Linked DNA regions of Homo sapiens: region 1 is linked to region 2. A link is an interaction called in ENCODE POLR2A ChIA-PET data of the cell type or tissue named here. Cell type or tissue: B cell. All regions are shown on one strand. Region 1 has its middle 120 kb from the start of MIR6090. Region 2 overlaps FLI1 (Fli-1 proto-oncogene, ETS transcription factor).

What was found. Peaks named below come from ENCODE experiments on the same cell type or tissue, not always from the same donor. Only the 100,000 strongest peaks of a DNase experiment are listed, where the experiment ranks them.
Region 1: POLR2A ChIA-PET joins it to region 2 with 6 read pairs; 2 of 35 experiments call an interaction of 5 or more read pairs at or near these places.

The regions. Positions count from the first base shown.
Region 1 is chr11:128,397,555-128,400,054 of GRCh38, forward strand. No RefSeq gene overlaps it. Among named protein-coding and RNA genes, the nearest start is that of MIR6090, 120 kb to the right of the region's middle. In B cell, no CTCF peak of the experiment used is centred here; DNase peaks (open chromatin) are centred at 1,427 and 1,557; H3K4me3 peaks cover 566 bases; H3K27ac peaks cover 1,980 bases.
Region 2 is chr11:128,809,914-128,812,413 of GRCh38, forward strand. FLI1 (Fli-1 proto-oncogene, ETS transcription factor) reads left to right here. Exons shown (of 9, transcript NM_002017.5): 9 at 546-2,500. The coding sequence ends at 1,075. Among named protein-coding and RNA genes, the nearest start is that of KCNJ1, 56 kb to the right of the region's middle. In B cell, no CTCF peak of the experiment used is centred here; no DNase peak of the experiment used is centred here.

The DNA.
Region 1 (2,500 bases), 410 kb before region 2:
TAGTGACAGGAACCATCAGGGAAATGCAAATCAAAATCGAAACGAGATACCACCTAACACCCACAAGGATGACTGGAATCAAAAATATAGACAATAACCAGTGTTGGGGAGGATATGAGAAAATTAGGACCCTGATACATCCTAGTGAGAATATAAGATGGTACAGCTGCTTTGAAAAGTCTAGAAGTTCCTTAGAAGTTTAAACATAGTTACCAAATGACCCAGCAATTCCATGGAGGTAGATACCTAAAAGAAACGAAAACATATGTCCACACAAAAACTTGTAAAAGAATGTTGACAGCAGCTCTGTTCATAATAACCAAAAAGTGGAAACAACTCAAAGGTTCATCAACTGATGAATGGACACAGCTTGTGTGGTACAGAAATATATATATATATATATATATATATATATAATATTGTATATCTATTTATTATGTATTGTATATATCTATGTGTATATATAATCATTTGCACATAACATTTCAGTCAATGACCAACCGCAGTGCTCCCATAAGATGATAATACTGTATTTTTACTGTACCTTTTCTCTGTTTAGATACACAAATACTTTCCATTGTGTTACAATTGCCTACAGTATTCAGTACAGTCACATGCTGTACATGTCTGTACCCTAGGAGCCATAGGCTATACCATATAGTTTAGGTGTGTAGTAGGCTGTACCACCTAGAGTTGTGTAAGTACACTCTAGGATGTTTGCATACTATAATATTGCCTAATGACACATTTTTCAGAATGTATCCCTGTTTTTTTGTTGGTGGTGGTGGTGGTTTTTTTTTTTTTTTTTTTTTTTTTTTTTTTTTTTTTTTGAGACAGAGTTTTGCTCTTGTTGCCCAGGCTGGACTGCAGTGTTGCGATCTCAGCTCACTGCAACCTCCACCTCCCGGATTCAAGCGATTCTCCTGCCTCAGCCTCCCAAGTAGCTGCAATTACAGGCATGCGCCACCACCCCCAGCTAATTTTGTATTTTTAGTAGAGACAGGGTTTCTCCACATTGGTCAGACTGGTCTCGAACTCCTGACCTCAGGTGATCTGCTCACCTCGGCCTCCCAAAGTGCTGGGATTACAGACATGAGCCACTGTGCCCAGCCAAATGTATTCCTGTTTTTAAGTGATGCATGACTACTGTATATGTGGAGGTGGGGAGACAGAAACAGAGACAGAGAGAGAGAGAGAGAGAGAAATACTGAGACCTAGAAAGCTTGAATAACTCATTTCAAGTCAAGAGCAACTTAATGGTAAACTTGGATCAAAACACAAAACACTATTCTTTTTAGTCCTGTATTGTTTCCACTATATCACAATACAGTGTTCAATAGTTCTCTTTAAATCACATACCAGGAGCTAAATTTACTGAAGTATTACAAAACCACCAAATGAGCTTTCACAGGAGACCTAAAAGAGGAAATTAAAGATGCAAATAGTTTAAGAAAAATCTGTGTTTGATTCAGAAACTTAAAACCAGTTTCTTCAAAAACTTGTTAAAAGAGAAAGAAACAGGCATTTTTACCCAAAGAAAGAAATACCATATTCTAGAGATTCACTAAATAATTTTTATGATTCTCTATGCTACTTTCAAGAAACTCTGACTTCAGTTATGTAGACTAAGGTGACAAGAACCATTTATGTAATCAACTGTAATTACATGAAATTCTCTCTTTAGCACATGGTACCCACTGAATGTGGCACAAAAGAGGATATGATCAGTTGATTCAGGATGATGTCATTTCCATGATTCTAAACCAAGAATCTTCAAGAAAGCCTGGGCTGCAAGTTCCAGGGTCAAATTGCAGACTGCTTGCAGAGAGTGGCTCTGCTATTCCAAGAACCTCAGATGGCTCACTGGAGTGATCTGCTTTAGATAGTGTGATCATATGTCTTGAAATTTCCATGACAGTCTTGTTTATACATGTTGCTCCAGAATATTTATTATAGTGCTCTCTTTCACAATCAGAGGTGTTCCGCTTTGAATGGTGAGTTATAAAATAGTTACCCTAGCCATGTGGAGTGTGCTCGCTCACTTAACATTCAACATGCAGTAAGCCACTTTCACACATGGCCCTGTGCTCACGACTTAATAGAGGTTATTAGGCAAACCCAGCTTCACTCTGCTAAAGGTATTTTATTTTAAAATTACTCAAAGCCTGTCTGAATTCCACCCTAACTCCATAACAGACATTGGGTGCCTTCAGGAAATTACTTAGCTTCCCTCTGGTTTATTCATGTTTACTATGAAATGGGAATAATTGCATCAGTCTTACCACACCAGGTAATAAATAATGGTCGAGGAAGTAATTAGGCTTAGAAGCTGGATAGAAACTAAGATGCCTAAGTACTAATTAGGAATACAGCTGAGTAGATTGTGGTTGATGGCCGTCCAAATGAATATGTCACCTCTAATTTCTGCCTTGTTTCTTGTCTTATTTTAATTGTATCTATCTTCTAAGTGTCTTATCTTTACAAAGTACCAATCCTGAAC
Region 2 (2,500 bases):
TAGAGCTGCAAGCCAAGCTCTGGGCCTGCCAAGGGCCAATCCAGGTCCTGTCCATCCAAAAGCTAAAGCTCATGGCGCAGCTTCTCCCAATGACTCCCACAGTCATGCCTTGCCCCTGACTTTTTATTGCTGACAGGGAATTCCCTGGGGGACATGACCACTAATTAGAGATCAGTCAGTGATTCAGGCCTTTCTAGATGAAGAGATTCAAAAGCCTTGCCAAAGGGATTGAGGGGGGATATGGCTCACCCAAGATCACACAGCTAGTTCTGGGCAGAGTTTGCACCTCACTTCCCACATTCCATTTACCAGGCCTTGGGGCAAAGCATCTTAGGATCTAACCTCGCTTATTATACCCATCTCCAAGGCAAGCAGAAAGGCAAATCAACAATGACATAAGAAGGGCTTGTCAAGTCGATCCCAATGTCGAAGGAAACAAAAGGTTTCTTTAAAAGGATGAGAAGCTCCCTGCATTTAGGGAACTGGGTTCTGCCTTCTCTGGGCTGAGGTGTTCTGTTCTCTCCCGTTTGCCTCACGGCGTGCAGGAAGCGGGCAGATCCAGCTGTGGCAATTCCTCCTGGAGCTGCTCTCCGACAGCGCCAACGCCAGCTGTATCACCTGGGAGGGGACCAACGGGGAGTTCAAAATGACGGACCCCGATGAGGTGGCCAGGCGCTGGGGCGAGCGGAAAAGCAAGCCCAACATGAATTACGACAAGCTGAGCCGGGCCCTCCGTTATTACTATGATAAAAACATTATGACCAAAGTGCACGGCAAAAGATATGCTTACAAATTTGACTTCCACGGCATTGCCCAGGCTCTGCAGCCACATCCGACCGAGTCGTCCATGTACAAGTACCCTTCTGACATCTCCTACATGCCTTCCTACCATGCCCACCAGCAGAAGGTGAACTTTGTCCCTCCCCATCCATCCTCCATGCCTGTCACTTCCTCCAGCTTCTTTGGAGCCGCATCACAATACTGGACCTCCCCCACGGGGGGAATCTACCCCAACCCCAACGTCCCCCGCCATCCTAACACCCACGTGCCTTCACACTTAGGCAGCTACTACTAGAAGCTTACTCATCAGTGGCCTTCTAGCTGAAGCCCATCCTGCACACTTACTGGATGCTTTGGACTCAACAGGACATATGTGGCCTTGAAGGGAAGACAAAACTGGATGTTCTTTCTTGTTGGATAGAACCTTTGTATTTGTTCTTTAAAAACATTTTTTTTAATGTTGGTAACTTTTGCTTCCTCTACCTGAACAAAGAGATGAATAATTCCATGGGCCAGTATGCCAGTTTGAATTCTCAGTCTCCTAGCATCTTGTGAGTTGCATATTAAGATTACTGGAATGGTTAAGTCATGGTTCTGAGAAAGAAGCTGTACGTTTTCTTTATGTTTTTATGACCAAAGCAGTTTCTTGTCAATACACGGGGTTCAGTATGACACAGAATCATGGACTTAACCCGTCATGTTCTGGTTTGAGATTTAGTGACAAATAGAGGTGGGAAGCTTATAATCTAATTTTAGGAGGACCAAATTCAGTGGATGGCAACTGGAACATTGATTGTAAGGCCAGTGAAGTTTTCACCCAACTGGAATTTGATGGAAAGAAGGTTTGTGTGTTTAAGACGCCAAGGGCATTGCAGAATCCCTCTCAGTGGACAGTATGCACTCAGCTGACCACTCTCTCTAGAAATAGTCAAGATATGAACTAAGAAATTTTAATGCAAATACATACATTCCTGAAAGACGGGGAATTAAATTACTAATTTTTTTTTTTTTTTAAATGATGACAGTGGTCCCAGAACTTGGAAAAGTTGTAGGGATTTCTAAACTCAAGCAGATTCGCAAGTGCTGTGCGCTTGTCAGACCATCAGACCAGGGCCAACCAATCAGAAGGCAACTTACTGTATAAATTATGCAGAGTTATTTTCCTATATCTCACAGTATTAAAAATAAATAATTAAAAATTAAGAATAAATAAACGAGTTGACCTCGGTCACAAAAGCAGTTTTACTATCGAATCAATCGCTGTTATTTTTTTTAATGTAATTTGTACATCTTTTTTCAATCTGTACATTTGGGCTGTCTGTATGTTTTTATAGCTGGTTTTTAAAAAGCATAATATGCCTATAGCTGAAAAGGAAACAGGGCTGTTTAAGTCACTGACTTATGAGAAAGCAAAGCACTGGTACAGTTATTTAACAGGCATACACAAGCAGGGAAAAGATAATCCATTTAGATCTTTAATGCTTTGGAAATGCGTGTAACAGTACTGCAATAATCACAGCTCTGGGAAAAACAACGAAACTTTCCCTTGTGGAGAGGAGGGATTTTCCTGCTCTATATAAGCAACATATTTTTAGACATTAAAATATATATAATTTTGCAGGTAATTGTTGACTTTTTTAACTATATTAAGTGTTAAGCTGACAACTGTCAAAGAAGACCATGTTGTAAAATAATTTGACTAAATAAATGGTTCCTTCTC